Regions from separate parts of the Homo sapiens genome. Here region 2 is linked to region 1. Evidence: read pairs that join two places in POLR2A ChIA-PET (ENCODE). Cell type or tissue: A673. All regions are shown on one strand. Links, peaks and the distances in the headings refer to the core of each region. The heading gives the core; the rest is flanking DNA.

What was found. ChIA-PET counts read pairs that join two places held together with the same protein. Peaks named below come from ENCODE experiments on the same cell type or tissue, not always from the same donor. Only the 100,000 strongest peaks of a DNase experiment are listed, where the experiment ranks them.
Region 2: POLR2A ChIA-PET joins it to region 1 with 11 read pairs; 6 of 35 experiments call an interaction of 5 or more read pairs at or near these places.

What each region holds. Positions count from the first base shown.
Region 1 is chr9:76,590,864-76,599,197 of GRCh38, forward strand. LOC105376095 (a long non-coding RNA gene) reads left to right here and starts at 2,045. Exons shown (of 12, transcript XR_007061586.1): 1 at 2,045-2,410. In A673, for the core only: no CTCF peak of the experiment used is centred there; no DNase peak of the experiment used is centred there; H3K27me3 peaks cover 694 bases.
Region 2 is chr9:76,537,514-76,545,847 of GRCh38, forward strand. No RefSeq gene overlaps it. Among named protein-coding and RNA genes, the nearest start is that of GCNT1, 82 kb to the left of the region's middle. In A673, for the core only: no CTCF peak of the experiment used is centred there; a DNase peak (open chromatin) is centred at 5,038.

The sequences.
Region 1 (8,334 bases), core at 81-8,080:
GGATTCCTGCCCCAGAGCCTTTCTCTAACATTGCCATACCTGTAGTGGCAGGCATGTGACCCAAGCTTAACCAGGTGGAATTTTCTCCCAGGAGTATGAGTGTGAAAGTGGCAAGGAAAAGAAAAGGGAGAAAGGAAAGGAATGGATGAGTGTGGAATGTTGGCTTCCAAAGGGACTTATAGAGCATCTGCTCCATTGTCCTCACTGCCTTGAGAGGCAAGTGGGGCTCAGCACTATGAGATGACTTTCCTAGGTTGCTGTGTAGGGAAAAAGTGGAGCTGATGGGGTCTTTGGGGAAGGAAAGAGAGAGAAAAAAAGATGGAGATGGGCAGAAGAAGGAGAGGGAAACCAAGCAAGAAGGAAGGGAAGGTGTTTCTCATGAAGGGAAGGTGTTTCTCTCATGAAAGAGAGAGAAAAAAAGATGGAGATGGGCAGAAGAAGGAGAGGGAAACCAAGCAAGAAGGAAGGGAAGGTGTTTCTCATGAAGGACGATGGTGTGGATCCACTCACTCATGACCCAGGGCTGTGGCTTGCCTGCCAGACCTTTGGGCTCTGAGGGAAATGAGACAATCTGGGCTTTGTCAACTCATGGACAACCTTCCACGTCTTCTTTGAAAATATGTGAGGCTGGACTTGGCAATAGCTTCCTCTTTGAAACAACAATTACTCCCATTACTGCCAATTCTTATTAAGCTCTATGTGCCCTGGCTATCAGGCCATTGCATGTATTTCTTCACTGATTCCTCCCAGAAAGCCAATGAGATAGATGATAGTATTGTCTCTATTTTATAGATGAAGATAGTGAGCATCAGAGAAGTTAAGTAACTTGTCTAAGGGCAGAAACAAAGTTTAAGCCAACACAGTTGCGAAACCCCTGACCACAGACAGTGGGGGGATTTACAGCTTAGATCCTGCTAGATCCAGGCCCTGGAGAAATGGAGGTGAGGACAGGAGAGTTCCTCATCTCCTGTTCCAGCTCAGACCTTGTCCTATCTCTATGCCTTCAGCTCTTTAAGCAGGACTTAGCTTTTCGAACTTGATTTTGATCTGGCTTTGGAAATGCAGCTGCCTTCTGCTGAAATGGTCCCACTCTCCATCTGGTGAATTAACTTGCTTTTCATCTCCTCCTCCCTCCCTTGGCCTGTGGGTCACCGGGCTACTCGATAGCACCTTGGCCAGAGAATCAATGGATAAGGAAGGGAAAAGAAGGAAAACTTAGCTCAACTCTTGTTACCTGAGGCAGCGACTGAAACCAATGCCCACAAAGGGGGTTTTGTATTTCCCATGAATTTAAAATGTTTCTGTCACTCATGCTACCAAATGTCCTGAGTTGGTGATCCAAAAAAGAATGCCGTCATTGTGCAAACAGGGCAATTTATAAGAAAATTCTTCACAGCACACAGCTATGCAGTAAAACCTCAACCCCAAGGAGCTCATTGCTAAGCTGTTTCTTTGTTTCTCCTGCCTTGATTGGGGGTGGAGGAGAAATGAGGGAGGAGTAGCACTGCTGAAAAGCCCAAGACCTTCAGGAGGTCCAAGTCCTGCCCCCCACCCTCTTTGTGGGTCAGTTCATGCCCCCCATGGCCTCTGTGCTACTCCCTCATCCCTACCCCCTCATTTTCTTTTCTGTCTGCCATTTCTAGTCCTGGTCAGGGAACATAAAAGCTTGGTCTTGAAATTGAGATGTCTCTATGCCAGAAAGTTACTAACAAATTACAAGCAGCTGCAGTCAACATTGGCTTCCGACAGTCTTGACCATTTGGGAGAATGTTTTCTGGTGGGGCTGGCAGTCAAGAGGAAAAGGAGGCCATCCTCATCAAAAGGGCAGCACGCATCTTTTGAAAACGTTCTCTTTTCTTTGCTTCTCTTTCCTTCTCTTTTTCCTTTCTTTTCTCTTGCTTTTTTAAATGCTCTCCCTCACAGAAGGAGGGGAGCCACTATTGTGCAAGAAAATTCTCTATTGGCTTGCAGCTTAGCGGTGCAGTAAAAGTTTGCTCACATGCTGAGGGGCAATTCCATTTTAGCTGAGGGGTGATTCTATTTCAGGCCTCAGGCTGAGAGAGAAACAAGAAGGTGAAAGTTCCTAATGTCATCAAACAAAATTACAACAAGTTTAGTTTAAAGATCTTAATTGGCTTTTATTTGTGATTCTAGAATCAGGCAATTCAGAATCTGCCTCATTCTATAAAGTAGAATGTTGTGATGAGCTGGGAAGAGGAGGTTGGTTTTACAAACAGAAAGGAGCTGAGGAAAGCAGAAACAGAGAACCGGTGGATTAGTCGTTTCAAAGTTACCTTCATTATAAAGATCAAGGCAGAGGGGATTTCCTCATCATGCTCATTGAGACTGGCCTGTTTGGGGATTTGGCTGTTATCTCTCTCTCTCTCTCTCCTATTTATTGGAAGTTCAGGTAAGCAACTTAGTTTTGGCTTGGTGGTATGGAACATTAGCATGAGTGACTCTATTTTGGTTTGATCTGTTGGGACTAGTGCAGGAGCTCATTTCAAACCAGTGGCCTCCTGTACATTTTATTTAACACTAATTTTGACTGAATTTCTTTCTTAACTTACTCTTCTTGAAAACTACTTCTTCTTCTTCTTTTTTTTTTTTTTTTTTTTTTTTTCAGAGGGTCGCACTCTATCACCCAGGCTGGAGTGTGGTTGTTACAGGAAAGGGGTCCCGATCCAGACCCCAATAGAGGGTTCTTGGATCTCGCTCAAGACAGAACTCAGGGTGAGTCGATAAAGTGAAAGCAAGTTTATGAGGAAAGTAAAGGAATAAAAGAATGCCTACTCCGGCCGGGCGCAGTGGCTCATGCCTGTAATCCCAGCACTTTGGGAGGCTGAGGCAGCGGATCACGAGGTCAGGAGTTCGAGACCAGCCTGGTCAATATGGTAAAACCCCATCTGTACTAAAAATTCAAAAATTAGCCAGGCGTGGTGGCACGTGCCTGTAATCCCAGCTACTTGGGAGGCTGAGGCAGGAGAATCCCTTGAACCCGGGAGGTGGAGGTTGCAGTGAGCTGAGATTGCGCCACTGCACTCCAGCCTGGGTGACAGAGCGAGACTCCATCTCAAAAAAAAAAAAAAAGAAAAAGAAAAAAAAAAAGAAAAAGAATGGCTATTCCATAGACATAGAAGCCCAGAAGACTGCTGGTTACCCATTTTTACAGTTATTTCCTGACGATAGGCTAAACAAGGGGTGGATTATTCTTGCCTCCCTTTTTAGATCATATAGGGTAACTTCCTGACGTTGCCATGGCATTTGTAAACTGTCAGGATGCTGGTGGGAGTGTAGCAGTGAGGACAGCCAGAGGTCATTCTAGTGACTGTCTTGGTTTTGGTGGAATTTAGCCAGCTTCTTTACTGCAACCTGTTTTATCAGCAAGGTCTTTATGACCTGTATCTTGTGCCAACCTCCTATCTCATCCTGTGAAATAGAATGCTTTAACTCTCTGGGAATGCAGCCCACTAGATCTCAGTCTCATTTTACCTAGCTCCTATTCAAGATGGAGTTGCTCTGGTTCACACACTTCTGACACAGTGACACCATCATGGCTCACTGCAGCCTTAACCTCCCAGGCTTAAGTGATCCTCCCACCTCAGCCTCCTGAGTAGCTGAGACTACAGGTGTGTGCCACCACATCCAGCTAATTTTTGTATTTTTTGTAGAGACAGGGTCTCACTATGTTGCCCAAGCTGGTCTGCTGGTCTTGAGCTCCTGGCTGCAAGCAATCTGCCTGCCAAAGGCCAGGTGTGAGCCACCGTGCCCGGCCTATTCTTAGACACCCCTTGAATGCCAAAGTGAATTAAATTTTCAACTCTATTTTCTCCTCCTTTGATCTTCTTTTAAAGATTTTGGGGGACATATTATTAATATGTTTCTAACATTTCATCATAAAAAGTCTCAAAGAGAGACAGAAAAAAGGTTACACTGCATCCTCATCCACTCTGGGTAATTTTAAAGCTAGCAAAAGTAGGGAAATAAGTGGAATTAAATAACAAACGGGGGGAGGGGGAACAAGATTCTCACTTTAGAATTCTCAATAATAAAGGCATCTCAGCTACACATTGACATGTAAATTAACAAGACTTTCATCTTTTTGGGGCTCGGCCTCTGGCCCATATCCTTAAAATGGGTCTTTAAAAGGAAGGCTCCTATTAGATGCTCTTTGTGGTCTCTTCCTTGCCACAGGGATTCATGATTATACCAAGGGCTTGGATGGTTGGAAGGCAGATGAAACCTGAGATTTGAACAGAGCCTCATAAATCTGTTGTTAGAAAAGCCAGCCTGCAACCCAGTTGATAACATCCTGGGGAGCTGCAGGTAGGACCCAGAGGAGGGAAGAGAGAGTGTGGGGCAGATCAGAGAAAGTTGTCCCTTGCCTCCCAGGGGTTAAAGTCAGCGTCTAGCCTGGGAGATAGAATCTTCAGTGGTCTAGACCAGACCAGAGCTTCCTGAACTTCAACAGCCCCAAAAACAACCGACCTGGGAATCTTAAGATGCAAATTCTGATTCAACAGGTCTGGGGGTGGGGGTGGGGGTGGGGCTGAGGGTGGGCGGCACTGAGAACCTGCATTTTTATCAAGCTCCTAAGCAAAGCCAGCTCCTAAGCTGCAACCTATGCAGGCTCTGAACTTGGTTTTAACACACTATTTTCGCCTTAAAATTTTAAATGATTTTTAAATTTGAACTTGTATTTTGTAAGTCTGATGGGGCAATCCAGCCAGCCGGAGACTAGAAGAGATCCACGCAGTGCAGTAGGAATATGCGTGGCCACAGTCTTTTGCGTTCCATTTGCATATAGTACTTGAGATGTCCCATGAGTACAAAATTTTGGTGGGAGTTCAGCAAGTCCTAAGCGGTGTGTTAAGGCTGTGACTTGGTAAGGTTTGAGTCACTGACAGCCTGGAGAGGCCATGCTTGCCATTGGTACCAGAACTTGCTATGAACACAGAAGGAAGGCAGTGATGTTCTAAGAAATATGAATGACCAAGAAACCCTGTCATATCCCTCCTGGGTTACTTCCCTATATTAGCCAACCACGGATGCTAAAATGATGACATAGAAGAGAAGGGAAAGTTCTTTTTCCTTTCAGTCCTTCCCTATCCTTCAGGAAGTGGAAGGTACTGTGAGTAGAATGTGTGCTTGTTAAGAAGTAAAACAAAAACAGTTGAGTGCCTTTATTTAGTGTTTCCACTGTTCTGGTAAGAACAAAATACACCTGTGTGTACAAGTTACAAAATACAAGTTATGTTATTTCAATGATTCCACCTTAGGAATTAAATGCTTAGATATTTGCATTTAAAACTGGCATTGCTTGATAAAAACGATGAACGGTAAATCCATGTTAGTCATTAAAAATGTTTTTTTAGTTAGAATGACATTAAATGGGCCGGGCACGGTAGCTCACGCCTGTAATCCTAACGCTTTGGGAGGCTGAGGTGGGTGAGTCACCGGAGGTCAGAAGTTCGCGACCAGCCTGACCAACGTGGCGAAACCCCGTCTCTACTAAACATGCAAACTTTTGCGGGGCATGGTGGCACACCCCTGTAATCCCAGCTATTCGGGAGGCTGAGGTGGGAAAATTGTTTGAACCCAAGAAGCAGAGGCTGCAGTGAGCCAAGATTGCACCACTGCACTCCAGCCTGGGCAACACGAGCGAAACCCAGTCTTAAAAAAAAAAAAGAATGACATTAAATGGCAAATATAAAACACCATGACAAGTTGAGAGACTGTGGAAGAAAGAGAGAAGCTTAACATGTTTGCAAATGTAGTGGCACTTTCCCCTGCTTTTTGAACAGGTGCCCATATTTTTATTTTGCATCAGGCCACACAGATTATGTCGCCAGCCATGCTCCCAGTTGATGCTGATGCTGCCAATTCACAGACCACACTTTTTTTAAAAAAATTATTTTTTATTGTTGTTGTTGTTGTTATTGTTGTTTGAGATGGAGTCTAGCTTCCTTGCCCAGACTGGAGTGCAGTGGCGCAATCTTAGCTCACTGCAACTTCCGCCTGCTGGGTTCAAGCCATTATCCTGCCTCAGCCTCCAGCGTAGCTGGGACTACAGGCGTGTGCTACCACGCCCAGCTAATTTTTTGTATTTGTAGTAGAGACGGGGTTTCACCATGCTGGCCAGGCTAGTCTCGAACTCCTGACCTCATGATCTGCCTGCCTTGGCCTCCCAAAGTGCTGGGATTACAGGTGTGAACCACCACGCTCAGCTGTTATTATATTTTTTAAATTGTCAAATAATAATTGTACATATTATTATTTTTTGTCTTTTTGGTAATAGCCGTCCTAACTAGAGAGAGATCATACCTTATTATGGTTTTGATTTGCATTTCCCTGATGATTAATGATGTTGAGCATTAAAAAATATATTTGTTGACCATTTGTATATCTTCTTTTGAGAAGTGTCTGTTCAGATCATTCATCCATTTTTTAATTGGATTACTTGGTTGTTTTTCTTTTGTGTTGAGATTTTTAAGTTCCTTATATATTCTGGCTATTAATCCCCTGTCAGACGAGTAGTTTGCAAATTTTTTCTCCCATTCTATAGGTTGCACAGACCACATTTTAAAAAGTGGGAGTCTTGAGCCAGGTTTTAAAGCCAGATGGACCTGGATTCAACTGCAGATTGTACTGCCTGCTAGTTGTTTTTGAAATCTTATATAATATGACGTATGAACACTGTTTTTCGCTCAGAGGAGTGGAGGAGTTAGGGCAGTGTAGCTCCTCCTGGCCCCCCTCAAGCTGTCCACCCACCCTAGTTCCTGGTTGATGGTCCTAGAAAAGCAGCCTCTAGTTCCTATCGAGTGGGGCAGGCTTAGAGAGCAAACAAAGACTAGAGTCTGAGAAGATTAATTGGTGCTTTTTATAGTCCATTCAGTAAAGGAATATGTACAAGAAAGGCAAAGCATTATCTTTCTGGCTTATCAGTAATAATAATTGTCTAGCTTGGTATGTGACATTTTTGCTCACATACTTTAATCTCTTTATCTATCCAATGTGGATGATAATTCCTCCCAGGCAGACATTCAAAAGACACTCTATTCTTTAAATTTTTCTTCCCGTCTGCAGATCTGAGGTGAACGAGGGCTACATCTCTCCCCTACTGTTGGTCGTTTACCTTTTGGTCCCTCTGCCAAGATATAAGCTCTTTGAGAAATGGAATATGTCATATCTCTATCCCAAACCCATCCCTGCATAGCCAACTCCACCACAGAATCAGTATTATTATTATGCCAATGTTTTATATTGGATGAATACAAATTATCTGCTTTAGCCAAGCAAAGGAAAGATTCAGACCGGGTGCAGTGGCTCATGCCTGTAATCCCAGCACTTTGGGAGGCCGAGGTGAGTGGATCACCTGAAGTCAGGAGCTCGAGACCAGCCTGGCCAACATGGTGAGACCCCATCTCTACTAAAAGGACAAGGATTAACCGGGCGTGGTGGTGGATGCCTGTAATCCCAGCTGCTCAGGAGGCTGAGGCAGGAGAAAGGCTTGAACCCAGGAGATAGAGGTTGCAGTGAGCTGAGATATTCCAGCCTGGGCGACAGAGTGGGACTTGGTCTCAAAATAATAATAATAATAATAATAATAATAATAGTAAGAAGAAGAAGAAGAATTTCAAAGTGCCATTGTTAAGATACTGCACATTCCCTCCAGATTCCTGTTATTATCTACTGTTAGTATTCTTCCTTCTCCTCTAGTCTATCCAAATCAAACAAACCCTTCAAGAATTAGCTATATGAATTTTGTGGGACTTCCAGGGGGTCCGTCCGATCCTAGCTCTGCTCTGTTTCCCCATCAGTGTCTTACCAGAATTTACTTATAAATGACTGCAGCATGTTCAGTCTTTCACGTTATTGAGAGTGAGGGAGAACGTCTGCATGTCAGAATCCCCAGCATAAGCCACATCTTTGGTCTGATTGGCTGACCCCCGAATCAATCCTAGTGGCTAAAGTCATGTTAGAGGTTGATTAGTCTAAATTTGAGATTACCTAAACTAATCACTCTGATGAGAAGAAAGTGATTCTGTTGATCCATTTAGGACATCTTCTTGCTGAAAGTGGGTTAATCCCAACCTAACAAACCACGATGGGCAAGGTAGTGGTAGAATAGCGATCGGTAGACAGTCTAGACATTTTCTTGACTTCTTATGACTGCTCTGATAGATCTGTTGTCTCTGTTAATAGACATTTCTTCTTTTAGGACTAGCCGGGCCCTTTGAGATAATAGCTTAGCTCTCATTTTATATAAACATAAGGAAACGAGGCCCCATGGGGAATAAGGAAGGAGCTTGCTCAAGATCACATGTCTTGTTA
Region 2 (8,334 bases), core at 253-8,252, 53 kb before region 1:
TGATCCAGCCAGTCGGCTGCAGTAAACCTTTGTGGCTTCACAGCTGTGCCTGATCTGGCTCGTGTCCCTTTCAGGCCTCGGCTTTTGACCTTCTCTGTGCCTGTCCAACAGGACTTCACTGTTTGGGCCTCACATCACTGCTCCTCCTGTGGGGAGAGAATAAGATTGAATGCAGACATTTTGACACAGCCTTAAAAAAAACTGTGATCAAATAAACATAAAATTTGGTAGAGCATGGAGACTCATGCCTGTAAACCCAGCACTTTAGGAGGCTGAGGCAGGAGGATCTCTTGAGCCCATGAGACCAGCCTGGGCCATATAGTGACCCCTTGTTTCTGCAAAAAAATTGAAAAAATTAGCTGGCTATAGTGGCATGCATCTGTAATCCCAACTACCCGGGAGGCTGAAGTGGGAGGATTGCTTGAGCCTAGGAGGTCGAGGCTGCAGTGAGCTGTGACTGGGCTACTGCACTCCATTCTGGGCAACAGAGTGACAGCCTGTCTCAAATAATAATAACATAAAAATTACCATTTCAGCCATTTCTAAGTGAACATTTCAGCGGTGTTAAGTACATTCCCAACATTGTGCTCAAGGTAGCCTTTTGATGCAGGGGACATGTTGAGGTAGGCCACTCAATGAAGTAATTTTCCCCCAACTTTTTATTTTATTTTTTTTGTTGTTGTTGTTTTTTCTTTTTGCAACAGGGTCTCACCCTGTCACCCAGACTGCAGTGCATTGGCACTATCTTGGCTCACAGCAACCTCTGCCTCCCAGGCTCAAGCGATTCTCCTGCCTCAGCCTCCCGAGTAGCTGGGATTACAGGCGCCCACCCTGGCTAATTTTTGTATTCTTAGTAGAAACAGGGTTTCACCATGTTGGCCAGACTGGTCTTGAACTCCTGACCACAAATGATTCACCCGCCTTGGCCTCCCAAAGTGCTGGGATTACAGGTGTGAGTCACTGCGCCTGGCCAACTTTTTATTTTTAAAAATTTTGAAAGAACAGACAGTGACCAACCATTCACCTAGATTGCCATTTGTTAGCATTCTCCTCCATTTCTCTGTCTCCCTCTCTCTCCATCTCTCCCTCTCTCACTGTGTCCTAGTTTGTTTTTGCTGAAGCGTTTGAGATTAAGTTGCAGGCATCATGATGACAAGTTACTGTTAAATCCTTCTCATGTATCTCCTAAAAACAAGGACATTCTTCTTCAAAGCCCTCAAGCTCTTGTTTTTGTTTGTTTTTACAGTTCAGGATCTAAAGATCACATCTCACTTAGTTGTTATGTTTCCTTAGTATCCTTGAATCTAGAACATTTCCCCAGTCTTTGTATTTGTGTGTGTGTGTTCACATGTATGTGTATGTGTGTTTGTGCATGTGTGTGTGTGTGTCTTTCTTGACATTGCCACTTCTGAAGAGCCTAGGCGGGTTATTTTGCAGAATATTCCTTATTTGTTTTTGTCTGATTGTTTTGTGTTTGGATCCAAGTTAAGTATTATTGGTAAAAAGGCTATTATCTTGACATTCAATGGTGTACAGCAATTCAATTCTGGTACTAACCACCTGGAGTTAGCGTAGATCCCACAAGCAAAGGACATAGTTCCCAAGAAGACTGCCTTCAATTGTCCACCAGAATGAACTCAGTCTCCAGCCCCCTCCCCCTTCCCAGAGGATGTGCTGGCTGAAAGTCCCAATCCTCTAATCATGTGGTTGGTCTTACAGATAACTAGTCCCCATCCTGAAGCCATCTGGGGACCCACACTGAGTTACTTCTTTTGCATAAACTCAGAGGTGATACATTTAATAAATGTATAACCAAGGGTTATAAAAGCTCCATAGCAAAAATCATGGATAAACACCAGACAAATTCTTTATTATACAGCAGCTATGATGGCCATTTTGTGTCCTTAGTTTATTACATCAGGAAGTCCACGATGTGTTTGTTCCATCATTGCTGAGGTCAAAGTTGGTGAGGTTTGTCATATTTCTTCATTGCAAAGATATTTTGTGTGATATTTTGAATATCTGATTTCCCAAAATCAAAATCTTTTCACTCAAATATATACACATATATACGTATATATACGTATATATATGCATTTTTTTTTTTTTCTGAGACAGGATCTTGCTCTCTCACCCAGGCTGGAGTGCTGTGGTACCATCATAGCTGACTGCATCCTTGAACTCCTAGGCTCAAGAGATTCTCTTGCCTGTGCCTCCCAAGTTAGCTAGGACTACAGGCACACACTCACCATGCCTGGCTAATCATTTTCATTTTTTGTAGAGACAGGAGTCTAGCTATGTTGCCCAGACTTGTTTCAAACTCCTGACCTCAAGAGATCATCCTGCCCCAGCCTCAAAAGGGCTGGGATTCCCAGCATGGGCCACCGCACCCAGCCTCACTCAAAGATTTTAAGATTTTTGAGAAGGCTGGGCGTGGTGGCTCACGCCTGTAATTCCAGCATTTTGGGAGGCTGAGGCAGGCGGATCACCTGAGGTTGGGAGTTCAAGACCAGCCTAACCAACATGGAGAAACCTCGTCTCTACTAAAAATACAAAATTAGCCAGGCATGGTGGCCCATGCCTGTAATCCCAGCTACTTGGGAGGCTGAGGCAGGAGAATCGCTTGAACCCGGGAGGCGGAGGTTGCTGTGAGCCGAGATGGAGCCATTATACTCCAGCCTGGGCAACAAGCGCAAAACTCTGTCTCAAAAAAAAAAAAAAAAAAAGATTTTTGAGAAATCCTGTCCTAACCCCCATCTCAAAGCATCAATGAATATTAATATTCATTGATAATTCTTGGCTGAATCAACTGTTGCAAACTGGTGATTTTCTAATTCAATCATTTATTCTCCATTTATTAGCTGGTATTTTTATGCAAAGAAGAAGTTTCTTTTTGCCCTGTTCCATTCCATTTAAAATTTTCAAGATATTGTAATGAACACATGGGTTCTGTTACTCTTACTATTTTTGTGCTCAGTTATTCCAGATTTGGCCAGTGAGAGCTCCTTCAGGGTGGCTCCTGTGTCCCACTTTGATCAGTTACTTACTGTTTGGCACCACATGATGCTGATTAGGTTATTATGATTTGGGACCACCTGACACAGGCTAAAAAATAAAGCAATCATTAGTCATTATATAGTCAGTAAGACAGGCTTCCTCTCTCCCCAAGATTTTTTTAATCACTGACCCCATTCTCTGGGGAAGAGGTCCCACATGAAGTGGCTTTTCTGGCTGTAGTGAAGGATGGGTGGGAATTAGACCAATAGATCACAAATAGAAGACTACAGATCGCTAGACTGGCTTGTCCAGAAAGAACTGTCAAGTCCAGTGATGACTCTAAGAATTTGGACTTAAGAATTTGGCTTCATGGACTGCACAGTAAAAACTATATATTTGTCTCAATAATAGCAGTTTGCTTTCCATTAATACAGCTTTTAAATGCATACTTCTTATTGCAGGCTTTCTAATTATAATATATATCAGATTTATACTCAGTATTGCAGGGAACTGTTGCAGGGATAAAGAGGAGAGAAGAAATTTTAGCTAAAAATGATTGCTAAAATATAGCAATCAGCTTATACAGTATTAAAATATAATACTGTATAAGCTGGATCTAAACACAAGTTGTAAATTATTCAAAACCTTCAAAAGACCCCTCCACTTCCCGGAGTATAGCAAATATATTTGCTAATGCTTTACTGCATTGTAGGATGCTGAGCAGCATCCCTGTCCCACACCCATTAGATACTAGTAGAACCCCCTTTCAGCTGTGACAACCAAAAGTATCTCCAGACTTTGCCAAGTGTGTCCTGAGAAGCAAAAGTACCTTTAGTTGAGAACCACAGGGTTAAGAGTAAAGAAGCTCTATTGCAGGCATCACTGGTAATAAAAAGAATACATTTACTTATTGATTGATTGATTGATTTTATTGAGAATTTTTTTGAAATGGAGTCTTGCTCTGTTGCCCAGGCTGGAGTGCAGTGGTACAATCTTGGCTCACTGCAACCTCTGTCTCCCCAATTCAAGCAATTCTTCTGCCTCAGCCTCTCGAGTAGCTGGGACTACAGGCATGCACCACCACGCCTAGCTAATTTTTGTATTTTGGGTAGAGACGAGGTTGGCCAGGCTGGTCTTGAACTCCTGACCTCAGGTTATCCACCTGCCTCAGCCTCCCAAAGTGCTGGGATTACAGGCATGAGCTATTGCACCCGGCGCAAAAAGAATAATTTTAAAATCAACACATTTTTGTCAAAACTGCAGTTTAAAAATATTCCCTAAATGAAAAGAGCTGCATCAAGGTGGCTGCCTTAAATTGTCTTTGCTTCAGACTGGTCCCTCACATCATGCATCACTCGCACCAAAATAGCCTTTCATCTTTTTGCCTCACTCCCCTATCCCCTGTCTTGCTGGCTTCTGCCTTGGATCTTGGCCTAAATGTCACTTTCAGGGGAATTCTTGGCACATCTGAGCTGGTTTTCATACACCTGATATATGTATCCAACACATCCTGTCCTTCTTTTGTTTATAATGCTTGTCACATTTGGAATTACCTGGTCAATGTCTATCTATCCTACTTGACTGTATGCTCAGTAAGAACTGGGGCACTGCTAGATTTATTACTACATCTCATAGGTTATATAGGAGTTAGGAAGAAATTATTTAGGCAGAGAGTGAGAGTAAGGAAGCCCTCCGTAAGGTTTTCCTTTTAATGAAAAGCAGCCCCCAAATCATTTTCTTTTCTAACAAAGAGCAGCCTATAAAATCGAGCTGCAGACACAGAAAGGCAGGCTAGAAGCTTGCACGGGTGAATGCTGGCAGTTGTGCCAATAGGAAAAGTCCACCTGGGACTAGGCATGTTCAAAATGGCAGTTCCAACTTCCCTCTTCCTTTCCAACCATGTGTGCAGTAGGGAGCAGACAACATGGCCTGGCCAAGTGGAAAGCTCATTTGCATAATAAGACTAGGGTTGGGTGTCCAGCTTCCCAGCGTGCTTTGTAAAGGAAGAACCTGCTCTAACCAATCTTTGGGCCCTATGTAAATCAGACTCCGCCTCCTCACGCCTGTCTATAAAATCCAGTGCATTCTGCTTTAGGCTGGAAGTTCCACGTGGGGGCTCTTCTTTCTCACAGGAGAGAGCTATTCTCCTTTCTTTTTCTTTTGCCTATTAAACCTCTGCTCTTAATCTCGCTCCACATGTGTCCATGTCCTTGATTTCCTTGGTATGAGACAATGAACCTCCAGTACTACCCCAAACAAATGATGCTGCTTCATAGGGTCTGACATTGAGTATATGCCAAATAAATATTTGAAATTAATTCTCTTTGATTTCAAAATTATTCAAATTTAAGGTCATGTATGCCATTATTCTTTTTAATTATAATTAATGCACTTTGACTCTTGTGAAAAAAGATGAGAAGACACATAAAGTACTCGTGAAGAAAATCAATTAACTGGGCAGGCGCGGTGGCTCACGCCTGTAATCCCAGCACTTTAGGAAGCCGAAGCAGGTGGATCACGAGGTCAGGAGTTCAAGACCAGCCTGGCCAGCATGGTGAAATCCCGTCTCTACTAAAAATACAAAAAATTTAGCTGGGCATGGTGGTGCGCACCTGTAATCCCAGCTACTTGGGAAGCTGAGGCAGGAGAACTGCTTGGGAGGCCAAAGCGGGCAGATCACGAGGTCAGGAGTTCGAGACCAGCCTGGCCAGCATGGTGAAATCCCGTCTCTACTAAAAATACAAAAAATTTAACTGGGCATGGTGGTGCGCACCTGTAATCCCAGCTACTTGGGAGGCTGAAGCAGGAGAACTGCTTGAAACCGGGAGGCAGAGGTTGCAGTGAGCCAAGATTGTGCCATTGCACTCCAGCCTGGGGAACAGAGCAAGACTCCATCTCAAAAGAAAAAAGAAAGAAAATAGATTAATTTGTGGGTCACGTTTGGCCACCTTCTTCCAGTTTGTGGAGGAAGCTACACAGGAGGCTGAGGTGGAAGGATCACTTGAGCCCAGGAATTTTAGTCCAGCCTGGGCAACGTAGCAAGATCCTGCCTCAAAAGAAAAAACAAAAAGAAGAAGAAGAAGAAAGAAAGAAATGGTACTGTATAAGCTGGATCTAAACACAAGTTGTAAATTATTCAAAACCTTCAACAGACCCCTAAACCCTATTTTTTTAATGATGGGGATAAAGCAATTTTTGAAACAAAGTCATTGAGAACTTCTGGAACAGGATACTTTGGACTGCAAATAACAGCCCAATTCAAGATGACCTAAACAGAAAGAAAATGATCATTATTTCACATAATAAGTTCAAAGATGAGTGGGCTCAGGATTGGATAACAAGTGGCTCAGTAACATCTTTGAATACCTGGGTTCTTTCATCTTTTCTGCCTGGCCACCTGCCTGTATTAGCTTTGTTCTCAATCTGGCTGCCTCACAGTGACAAAATGGCTGCCCTTATTCTAGACATTGCATCCAGCACATCATCAAGCAGAAAAAGGCACTGTCTCTTCCTTTGTGTTTCATTTTAAATTTAAAAAAATTTACTTTTAAATTTACATTTAGTAAAGTTCACTTTATATTGTAGAGGCCTTTGAGTTTTGACAAATATGTAGTAATCTCCACTGTTCAAGATAAAAAGCAGTTTTATTATCCTCAAAAATTTTGGGGCTGTCCTTTTGTAGTTAACCGTCCCTCCAGCCCTTACCCTGGCAACTACTGACTACTTTTTTGACCCCATAGCTTTGCCTTTTCCACAATGAATTCTTACAGCATATAACCTTTGGGGTCTGGCTTATTTCATTCAGCACAATGCATTTGAATTTAAACAACATTTTTGCTTATGTTTATTAATAGTTTTTTCTTTTTATTGGTGTGCAATATTCCATCATATGTAAATGGGAAGGGTATTAGTCTGTTTTCAAGCTGCTGATAAAGACATACCCAAGACTGGGTAATTTATAAAGAAAAAGATTAATGGACTCAGTTCCAAGTGGCTGGGGAGGCCTCACCGTCATGGCAGAAGGCAAAAGGCAAGTCTTACATGGCAGCAGACAAGAGAGAATGAGAACCAAGCGAAAGGAGTTTCCCCTTATAAAACCATCAGATCTTATTCACAACAGGGAAACCACCCCCATGATTCAGTTATCTCCCACTGGGTCCCTCCAACAACACGTGGGAATTATGGGAGCTACAATTCAAGATGGGATTTGGGTGGGGACACAGGCAAACCATATCAGTGAGGAAACCTAGTTTTCTCCCCACCCTTCATTGTTCTTAGTTGAAAGCTACCCCTGTAACAAAAAGTAGATTAACAAGAGAAAAAAGAAATAGAAGTTTATCCACATGCATACCTTGTATATATACATGGTTTCCCCATCTACCAAGGGAAAAATGGGTAAATCTCAAAGAGATGGCTTTGGGTTCAGGCTGACATACCATCATCCCCTAAAGGAAAGACAGAAGAGTGTGGAAGGAAGGCCAGTTGTGGGGAGGTGATCAGGAAAAGTGTAAACAAGAGCAAGGTGTTTTGCAGATGTAAGTCTAAGTGCCTTCTCCATTGATTAGAGCCTCCAGTGATTTTTAGTCATCCTTCTCTTCCTGTTGCAGAGAATAGAGTAAGACACCCTTGCAAATGAAAATTTCCTTTATAGATGTAAATTTCCCTTACAAAAAGCTAACTTCTGCTTTAGAGCTTCTCTTGTGACTGCAGTCTCTCAAAATAATCATTAAAATCATCCTCATGCCTGTTAAATCAAGTTTAGCCTAAAGCTGCCTCCTGACATTTTATGTTTGGCCTAAAGGTTTCTCTGTACAGAGTGAACTTTAACATAACTGGATGTGTAAATAGACTGTAACCTACTCTCGTGCCAATCACAAAGTTTTGGCCAATCAAAGGTGGCCAACTGTTCAAATAAAGCAAAGGCTAAGCTGTAACTAATCCAGCTGTTTCTGTACCTCACTACCATTTTCTGTGCATCATTTTCCTTTTTCTGTCCATAAATCTTCTTTGACCACAAGGCAGCTCCGAGTCTCTCTGCACTATTCTAGCTTGGGGGCTGCCCAATTTGTGAATTGTTGCTTGATCAATTAAACTCTGTTAAATTTAATTTGTCTAAGGTTTTTCTTTTAACATGCCAAAAAGACATATTTTGGGGTTGCATATTCTAGTCTCCTACAGTCATATTTTGGTGGCATATATTTGGTCTCACACATGGATAGATTAATTTCTTTTTCTATTTCCTAGTTCAATGATAGTTGGATCATTTCCAGTTTGGGGCAGTTATGAATAAAACTGCTATAAGTATTTGCTTATAGTATTTTTTTGTGTGTGATGGAG